Regions from separate parts of the Homo sapiens genome. Here region 2 is linked to region 1. A link is an interaction called in ENCODE POLR2A ChIA-PET data of the cell type or tissue named here. Cell type or tissue: MCF 10A. All regions are shown on one strand.

What was found. Peaks named below come from ENCODE experiments on the same cell type or tissue, not always from the same donor. Only the 100,000 strongest peaks of a DNase experiment are listed, where the experiment ranks them.
Region 2: POLR2A ChIA-PET joins it to region 1 with 5 read pairs; 3 of 35 experiments call an interaction of 5 or more read pairs at or near these places.

What each region holds. Positions count from the first base shown.
Region 1 is chr1:6,577,871-6,582,870 of GRCh38, reverse strand. TAS1R1 (taste 1 receptor member 1) reads right to left here. Exons shown (of 6, transcript NM_138697.4): 6 at 3,116-4,218. The coding sequence ends at 3,287. It overlaps ZBTB48 (zinc finger and BTB domain containing 48), which reads right to left and starts at 2,877. Exons shown (of 11, transcript NM_005341.4): 1 at 2,735-2,877; 2 at 1,572-2,330; 3 at 572-813. The coding sequence starts at 2,261. It overlaps LOC107984912 (a long non-coding RNA gene), which reads left to right and starts at 3,438. Exons shown (of 3, transcript XR_002958250.1): 1 at 3,438-3,524. RefSeq lists enhancers at 284-333, 2,794-3,493 and a silencer at 2,613-2,742. In MCF 10A, no CTCF peak of the experiment used is centred here; a DNase peak (open chromatin) is centred at 2,950.
Region 2 is chr1:6,228,237-6,233,236 of GRCh38, reverse strand. ICMT (isoprenylcysteine carboxyl methyltransferase) reads left to right here. Exons shown (of 5, transcript NM_012405.4): 4 at 1,118-1,335. Among named protein-coding and RNA genes, the nearest start is that of ICMT, 5.2 kb to the left of the region's middle. In MCF 10A, no CTCF peak of the experiment used is centred here; no DNase peak of the experiment used is centred here.

The DNA.
Region 1 (5,000 bases):
GAGCAAAACCTTGTCTCCATTAAATGTAAAAATAAAAATTGTAATAGCTCCTGGAGTTCCTGGTTACTTTATTGGACGCTGAAGGTTTAGACAAATAGACTTGAATGCCCCACTGACACCCCAGAGTGAACACTTCCCTGGAAACGCAGGTAGCACTGAACCAAGGCTTGGCACTGTGGCCCAAAGCCCACACTGCCAGGCTTCAAGCCCACACTGCCAGGCTTCAGAAACACCTAAGGTTGGGCCCCAGCTCTAGCACAGGGGCCACAGGTTTCTCATTCTGTTAGCAGAGACCAGCTGGAGGTCAAGGTCCACAGTGGGTGGAACCTGTTGACAAGATGTACACAAACCCATCTCCAACCAGAGTACTCACAGGACAGCAAGGAAGAAGAATCCAACCCAAAGCAGGCTCTCACTTCCTGATTATCAGAGGTGTACCAAGGCCAGACACTATGTGGGTCTGAGATGGATCCCCCAGCCCCTACCTCACCCAGAAGTGGGAAGTGCAGGACCCCTCCCCCAACGTGGGAATGGCAGACAGGAAAAGAAAATAGAAAAACAGAACGTTTACCTGTTGTGGACTTTTAGATAATATTTGCTGAGGAACTTTTTATGACATGTGGGGCATTCGACCGGCACCGCTGTACCTTTTCTGTTCTCAGCAGGCTCAGCTGCTAGGGAGCCCGCGCTCAGGGCTGGCTCAGCTGCACAGGGCTTTCGGATTACATTTGACTTCCTCCTGGTCAGCACAGCCTCAGGCTCAGACATGTAATCGCCATCCCCATCATCCTCCACTTGAACCACCACTTCCCACTAGAGCACAATAGGCAGCAGGAGGGGGTGGCGTCACCAAATGAATCAGCAGGAGTTGTAGGGACCCAGCTCCAGTTCCATCCCAAGCCCCAACCCTGACAAGTCCCTTCATCAGACAAGTTCCTTCAGGGGCCCAAGGCAGAGCATCTGAATCTTGGATTCAGAGGAAAGTGGCTGTGTTTGTGGGGAACTGGAAGCTCAGCTGGAAACACTGCCCTGGGGAAACACCTGTAACCCTGATGCTGCCCACTCCTCTCAGGAAGGTGGCAACCGTGAACAGCTGGGGCTTGCAGAAAGGTCAGCCTGAGGTCACCAGCTTCCTTTGGAGAAAGCCTGTTCCAAACCCACATTAACAGAGATTGTCTTAAGGTCCACATATTTTTTTTTTTTTTTTGAGACAGGATCTTGCTCTGTCGCCTAGGCTGGAGGGTAGTGGCACCATCTCAGCTCACTGCAACCTCCACTTCCTGGGCTCAAGTGATCCTCCCACCTCACCCTCCTGAGTAGCTAGGACTACAGGTGTGTGCCACCACACCCGGCTAATTTTTGTATAGTCTTTGTACAAATGAGGCCTCGCCATGTTGCCCAGGCTGGTCTCGAACTCCCAAGCTAAAGTGATCCACCCCCCTTGGCCTCCCAAAGTGCTAGGATTACAGGCGTGAGTGAGCCATCACACCCAGCCCAGGGTCCCTATTATACCAAAAAAGTGTCTATTCCCTCTATTTGTCTCCCCAGTCCCAACACCCTGGGCACAGTACCTCATTACTGCCGCCCTGCAGCTGGGCACCTTCAGCCTCTAAGGGCCTTGGGGGCACTTTGCAGTCCTCGGGTTTCTTGTCCTCAAGGGGACAAGGCTTCAAGGCCTGCTTCAGTTTCCCACAGAGGGAGGAGGGGCCCTCACTCTGAGCTGGGGAATGGAGCTGGGGCCTCTGAGGACTATGACTGCCTCTGGGCTCCTGATCCCTGGGGACTAGACCCAGAGTCCTCGAAACTTCCTCTTCTTCCAAGCCTGCCGGCTCCTTGACGTGGCTGTTCACATTCTGGGAGGCAGGGGGCCCCAGCCCACTCTGGCCACCTGCTGCCTGTCCCACTGAAGTTTTGGGCTTGAAGCTCTGGCACAGCTCTACGGCCTCTGGCACTCGCAACTCCCTGGCTGCCAGGAGCACCTGATCCCGGTTCCCTGAGGTGAGAGCGAGGTGACCAGTGTAGAAAAAGTCCAACAAGAGGCCAAAGATCTCAGCGAAGCCAGCAGGGAGGACGACACTGCCCCCTGAGCCATCCCCGTAGAGGCTCTGGAAAAAGTGACTGCAGCAGGCAAGGACACTCCAGTGTGCCTTAAACACCAGGCCCCCCACGTCCAGAGTGGCGTCGCAGTACTGGCCCTTCTCCCGCTGCTTGTTGAGCTCCTGCAGAACCCTCACACTGTGCTGGACGAAGGAGCCGTCCATGGTCTGGAGGGCAGGGAGGCAGAAGTGACACCCCGGCCAGCCTAAGCGAGGGTATGCAAGAGAAAGCTCCTGGAGTCAAGAGAGAGAAACGGGAAGTTGGCCTCTACTCAAATAATCATATTTATCAGCACGAGGGCTTGGGTCAGGGTGAGGGGTGCACGCGGAGGGCTGGAACACACTGACAGCCTCCCGGGGGCCGGGGGCCATATTGGATTGGCCAGGGGGGATGCTGGATGGGGGGCCAGGGTCGTGAAGAAGGGCCTGGTGAGAAAAATCCAAGTTTGGGGAAAGGAGACATGGGATGAGAGCGAACGGACTGGCCCGGCACAGTGAGAGGATCCCGGACGGCGGAGGGCGGCAGCCGGGGACAGGTGAGCGAAGCCCACGCCGCGCCCACAGGTCCCGAGCGGCCGAGCGGAAGGCAGCCACGGCGGCCCGCAGCCCCTCCCTCCCTCACCCCGCGCCCTCCTCACCCAGGCAGGTCCTCCCTGAGCTGGCCCCACTGGCCCCCTGCTCCGTCGCCTCCACAGCCCACGAACCTAGTGCCCGGCTATGCGTACCCCGCCGACAGTGCGGAGACTCCACCGTCTCCGCGCCGGACGTGACGTCAAAGCGTGCAGGCCAGGAGGTGCGCCTCGGAAGCGTAGAGCTTCTAGCTCCGGCCCCCGAGGGCGGGGCCCCGCAGAGAACGGCCAATGGGATGCGGGGACGACGCCTCGCCCTGTTCTTTTGGCGCTGGGCCCGCCTCCGGAGTTGCCTAGCAACGTCAATCTGGGCGGTCAGCCTTTTCCAGGCTCTGGGTTCAGACTTGAATCCGTTACACCTCACACTCTCCCACGACAGGAGACCAGATACGCATTTCACTTCTTTATTGGCAGCCCGGAGCCTGGTCTAGGCTCTCCCAGGCGCTTACACGTCCCAACCCCAGACCGCGATGCCCAAAGACCTCCCGGACACCCCCGGCCTGCTCGACCTTCGACCCTCAGGGCAGAGAAGGCTGCCAGCCGTGCCTGCTGACCCACTGGTCAGGTGGAGCCGCAGCGCCTCGTGTAGTCCTGAATGGAGGCCTGGAAGTGCTCTGTGCTGTTGAGGTCTGGGCGGCAGAGGATCACGTAGCACTTAGGCAGAAAATACCCACCGAAGCCGCTGCTCAGGCTGCTCAGCCCAGCCATCATGTTGGCCGCAGGCAGGTACTTGCCGTCGTAGACGCTGGCCGTGGTGAAGAAGGCGATCCAGGACACGAAGTTGAAGAGCAGGCTGAAGGTGACACATTTGGCCTCGTTGTAGTTCTCTGGCAAGTCCTTACCCAGGTAGCTGCAGGCAAAGGCACTGATGGAGAGGAGGCCATTGTAGAGGAAGGCCAGTATGAAGCCCAGGGAGTTGGTCTCTGTGCACTCAAGCATCACCAGATGGGGGAAGCGCTGGTATTCCCTAGCAGGCAGTGGGGTCCACACCACCAGCCAAGTTAGACAGATAAGCAGCTGGGCCGCTGAGCTGATCATCACAAACAGGCCAGCACCGTGGTTTTGGACCCAGGCGTGGTAGAATGTAGGTACCTTGGTGGAAAACTTGAAGATGATGATTAGTTGGAATGAGCGAACTGTCAGGCAGGACAGGAAGATGGTGAAACCAAGGGCAAAGAGGGCCTGGCGTAGCAAGCACGCAGGCCTTGTGGGTTCCCCAAAGAAGCCATAGAGGCTGCCACTACCTGCTGCCAGGGAGCCCAGCATAAGAAAGCACAGGCGGCCCCCTGCTGACCTCACCACAGGGGTGTCTAGGTGCCAGGCAAACAGGCCAGCAGTCCCAAGCAGCAGCAGCAGCAGCAGCGTGTTAGCTGCCAGCAGCACCCAAGAGGTGTGCTCACGCAAAGCCAAAAACACCACAGTGCGCGGGAAGCAGGTCTGGCTTCCCTCAGGTGCCCACTCTTCTTTCCCACAAGGCTGGCATCTGTAGAGGTCTGAAAGGGAAGGCCAAGAAGGTTCCTGAGAGCCAGATGAGCAGAGTAGGAATAGGAAATAGGGGCCTGCAAGATACTGGGAGAATTGTACCAGGGCAGCTAGACTATACTAGGCATAGTGGGATGGGGGTAGCCGGGAGTGGGGCCTGAGGCCACGCATTTCCTCAAAATGCCTGTGTTAATTACAGACTCTGGAGACACACAGGTCGGTTCTGTATGGCTCATGATCCCATGAGGGTTTTGCAAACCCTAGGGAGGACCTTAACCTGGTAGCTCTGCCCACATACCAGAGAGGTTACGATCTGATGGGAGCAGCCTGCTCCCAAGGGAGGGCATTGTAACCCCTCTCTCTTGCCAGCATTTCCATGAACCACTTTCCTGAGCTGCTGCTCTGTGGTTTCTCTGAGTCCTGACCCTCTGAGGACAGAAGGGAAGTATTCCTGTCCCTACAGAGATGGTGAAAGGAAAGAATGTGGCCCCTGGACACCAACTAAGGACCTGAGTCCTTAGCTACCTAATTTGCTCTCTGTTCTTGACCTTGCATTTCTGGATGGGGAATGCTGTTTTTTTCTCTGCTGCAGACACGCTAGTATCTGTATTCAGGCCAAGCTGTTCAAGGAGCTAGCTGTCTTTGGCATGGGCAACAGAAGGGACAGTAGGACAAGAGGGCACAAAGGGAACAATAGCTATATTCATTTAGAGAAAGAGGTTGAATTCAGGATACGACTGCTTTTGTAGGAGTTGTGATGACAGCTCTCTAACAGAGGACACACCTCAGTCTA
Region 2 (5,000 bases), 350 kb after region 1:
TAATTTGAAGCCCCAACCTTGAGTAGTTGTGATTCTAATTTTATAATCAGATGATATTTAGACGTTTCATGTAAGAGTTTACTGGCCGGGCACGGTGGCGAACGCCTGTAATCCCAGCACTTTGGGAGGTCGAGGCGGGTGGATCACAAGGTCAGGAGTTCGAGACCAGCCTGGCCAATATGGTGAAACCCCGTCTCTACTAAAAATACAAAAAAGCCAGGCGTAGTGGCACATGCCTGTAATCCCAGCTACTCGGGAGGCTGAGGCAGGAGAACTGCTTGAATCCGGGAGGCGGAGGTTGCAGTGAGCCGTGATCGCGCCACTGCACTCCAGCCTGGGTGACAGAGCGAGACTCCCATCTCAAAAAAAAAAAAAGAGTTTACTAACAAGGTCGGGTGCAGTGGCTCACGCCTTTAATCCCAGCACTTTGGGAGGCCGAGGTGGGTGGATCACATGAGGTCAGGAGTTTGAAACCAGCCTGACCAGCATGGTAAAACCCCGTCTCTACGAAAAATACAAAATTAGCCGGGCCTGGTAGTGCATGCCTGTAATTCTAGCTACTTGGGAGGCTGAGGCAGGAGAATTGCTTGAACCCAGGAGATGGAGGTTGCAGTGAGCTGAGATTGTGCCATTGCACTCCAGCCTGGGCAATGAGAGTGAAACTCCGTCTCAAAAAATAAAAGCCTCCGTATGTGGAATGCACTCTGAAATTGAATGTCTCACAGCCAATGAAATGAAATACATGTGGCTCCTGGGATTCAGGGTGGAAACCTTGGACCCTTTTTTGCTTCTCTTAGCTATACTTGTCCCCAGATGAAGGACTGAGCATGTGGCCGGGGGTCGTGAACCAGAGAGCCCATCAGCTGTAGCAGGAGAGCATCTCTTTACCATGATGCTTTCATTGTGCTTATTGGTGTTTTAAAGTAAATTGATGAACAGCATAACTTAGGGGAATGTGTTTTCTTATGAAATTTTAATGTGATGACAAATGCTGATTGCCCAGCAGCACATTTTCTGTTTCTGTCTTCGGGAAAATAGGTTAATTTTAAGCAGTGCGAAGGGGAGCTCAGGCCAGTGTTTTCACTCCCCGTGTGTCGTTGATGTCTCTCTCCCACAGAACTGAAGCAGATTACCTGGCTCAGTGTCACAGGGCTGCTGATGGTGGTCTTCGGAGAATGTCTGAGGAAGGCGGCCATGTTTACAGCTGGCTCCAATTTCAACCACGTGGTACAGAATGAAAAATCAGATACACATACTCTGGTGACCAGTGGAGTGTACGCTTGGTTTCGGCATCCTTCTTACGTCGGGTGGTTTTACTGGAGTATTGGAACTCAGGTATAATATTAAATATGACACTGCTTTTCTTTTTTTTTTTTTTAAGTAACATTTTAAACGTGATATTCACGTAGCATAAAAGTCACCATTTCAAAATATACAATTAGTGGTTTTCAGTGTATTCATGAGGTTGTTGGTCTCCTTTAAATAATAGGTACATGTTCTTCTTGGCGCGTTTCAAGTGATAATTTAATAAAAGTCAAGAGAACTAATGTAGTCCTTAATGCTTTTCACTATGTGCCCAGAACCTGGGTGCGTAAGTCCTTGGTGATTCTTGGTGCTGTTAGCTACCTGCTGTATCCCTTCATCCTGTTTCTGCCTCTGTTTGTTTGTTTTCTTTTTTCTTTTTTTTTTTTTGGTAGAGACAGGGTCTTACTGTGTTGCCTGGGCAGGTCTCAAACTCTTGGCCTTAAGTGATCCTCCCACCTCAGCCTCGCAAAGTGCTAGCATTATAGGCATGAGCCATTGTGCCTCTCCCTTTCTCTGCCCCTTCAACCTATTAATAGATCTGAAGCACCCCAGAGGGGGTGAGGACAGAGATGGGGCTTAGGGAAGGGAGTGCCCTCTGTCACTCATGTGGCAGCTTGGCTAGTTTTCATCAGAAATAGGTATTAATGGGGCCGAGGCCATGTGTTAGTGAGCTGTGTGAGCCATGGAGGTTTGTTCTGTCTCAGGCTGAAGAAAAGGCCTTGTTTCGTTTCTTTTCTTTTCTTTCTTTCTTTTTTTTTTTTGAGACCTAGTCTTGCTCTGTTGACCAGGCCAGAGTGCAGTGGTGCGATCTTGGTTCACTGCAACCTCTGCCTCCCAAGTAGCTGGAACTGTAGGCACGAACCACCATGCCTGACTACTTTTCGTATTTTTTTTGTAGAGACAGGGTTTCTCGAGTTGCCCAGAGCCATCTTGAACTACTGAGCTCAAGCAGTCTGCCTTCCTGGGCCTCTCAAAGTGCTGGGATTACAGGCTTGAGCTACAGTGCCTGGCCTTTTTTTTTTTTTTTTCCTTTTTGAGATGGAGTCTCACTCTGTTGCCCTGTTGCCCAGGCTGGAGTGCAGTGGCATGATCTCAGGTCACTGCAACCTCTGCCTCCCAGGTTCAAGCGATTCTCTTGCTTCAGCCTCCTGAGTAGCTGGGACTACAGGCGCCCGCCACCACACCCGGCTAATTGTTTGTATTTTTAGTAGAGATGAGGTTTGACTGTGTTAGCCAGGATGGTCTTGATCTCCTGACCTCATGATCTGCCCGCCTCGGCCTCCCAAAGTGCTGGGATTATAGGCATGAGCCACCGTGCCCAGCTTTTTTTTTTTTTTTTTTTTTTAAAGACAGGATCTTGCTGTGTTGCCCAGCCTGGAGTGCAGTGTTCTGATCATGGCTCACTGCAGCCTTGACCTCCTGAGCTCAAGTGATCCTCCTACCTCAGCCTCCCAAGTAGCTGGAATACATTACAGGTGTTGCCACCACGTCCGGCTAATTTTTAAATTTTTTGTAGAGGTGGTTCTCCTGGACGGTTGCCTGTAATCCCAGCACTTTGAGAGGCTGAAGTGGGTGGGTCACTTGACATCAGGAGTTTGAGACAAGCCTAGCCAACATGGCAAAACCCCATCTCTATTAAAAATACAAAAATTAGTTGGGCCTGGTGGCACATGCCTATAGTCTCAGCTACTCGGGAGGCTGAGACCTGAGAACCGCTTGAACCTGGGAGGTGGAGGTTGCAGTGAGCTGAGATTGTGCCACTGCACTCCAGCCTGGGTGATGGAGTGAGACTCTGTCTCAAAAAAAAAAGAGATGGTTCCTCCTTTGTTGCCCATGCTGGTCTTGAACTCCTGGGCTCAAGCCATCCTCCTACCTTGGCCTTCTAAAGTGCTGGGATTAGGCCAGGCATGGTGGTTCTTACTTATAATTCCAGCTAGTCGAGAGACTGAGGCACAATATTTGCTTGAACCTGGGAGGCAGAGGTTGCAGTGAGCTGAGATCACGCCACTGCACTCCAGCCAGGGTGACACAGCAAGAATCTGTCTCAAAAAGAAAAAAAGAAAAAGAAGTGTAAGGATTATAGGTGTGAGCCACTGCACCTGCTCTATGTGTGTGTGTGTGTGTGTGTGTGTGTGTGTGTGTGTGTGTATTTTTTTTATTTATGTATGGTTTTTTGTTTTGTTTTGAGGCAGGGTCTCTCACCCAGGCTATAGTGCATTGGCATGATCATGGTTTACTGCAGCCTCTACCTCTTGGGCTCAAGTGATCCTCCCACCTTAGTCTCCTAAGTATCTGCCCAGGCTGGAGTGCGGTGTCACAATCTCGGCTCATTGCAACCTCCGCCTCCCGGGTTTGAGTGATTCTCCTGCCTCAGCCTTCTAAGTAGCTGAAACTACAGATGTGTGTCATCACACCTGGCTAATTTTTGTATTTTTTAATTAATTTATTTTTTTGAGATGGAGTTTCACTCTTGTTGCCCAGGCTGGAGTGCAATCATGTGATCTCAGCTCACTGCAACCTCTGCCTCCCGGGTTCAAGCGATTCTCCTGCCTCAGCCTCCTGAGTAGCTGGGATTACAGGCATGCGCCACCATACCCGGCTAATTTTGTATTTTTAGTAGAGACGGGGTTTCTCCATGTTGGTCAGGCTGTTCTCGAACTCCCAACCTCAGGTGATCTGCCTGCCTTGGCCTCCCAAAGCGTTGGGATTACAGACATGAGCCACCATGCCCAGCCCCTGGCTAATTTTTGTATTTTTGTAGAGACGGGGTTTTTCCATGTTGCCTAGGCTGGCCTCGAACTCCTGCGGTTGAGTGATCTACCCGCCTCGGCCTCTCAAAGTGCTGGGATTACAGGCGTGAGCCACCACATGTATTTCTTTTTCTTTCTTTTTTTTTTTTGAGACAGAGTCTCACTTTGTCGCCCAGGCTGGAGTGCAGTGGTGCGATCTTGGCTCACTGCAACCTCCACCTCCCGGGTTCAAGTGAGTCTCCTGCCTCAGCCCCCGCGAGTAGCTGGGATTACAGTTGTGCACTACCTCGCCCAGCTAATTTTTTGTATTTTTAGTAGGTTTAGTAGGGGTTTCACTGTGTTGGCCAGGCGGTTCTCAAACTCCTGACCTCAGATGATCCACCCGCTTCAGCCTCCCAAAGTGCTGGGATTACAGGCGTGAGCCACTGCATCCAACCCGCATATTTCTTTTTTAAAATTACTATTTGGCTAGGCACAGTGGCTTTGGGAGACCAGAGCAGGAGGATTGCTTGAGGCCAGGAATTAGAAACCAGCTTGGCTGGCCGGGCATGGTGGCTCATGCCTGTAATCCCAGCACTTTGGGAGGCTGAGGCAGGCAGATCATGAGGTCAGGAGATCAAGACCATCCTGGCTAACACAGTGAAGCCTCATCTCTACTAAAAATACAAACAATTAGCCTGGTGTGGTGGCACGCATCTGTAGTCCCAGCTACTTGGGAGGCTGAGGCAGGAGAATGGCGTGAACCCGGGAGGCGGAGCTTGCAGTGAGCCGAGATCGCGCCACCGTACTCCAGCCTGGGCGACAGAGCGAGACTCCATCTCAAAAAAAAAAAAGAAAAAGAAACCAGCTTGGCCAACATAGTGAGAACCCTTCTCTCCAGAGGAAAAAACTAAAAATATATCTGGAAGTTGTAGTGTGCACCTGTAGTCCCAGCTACTCAGGAGG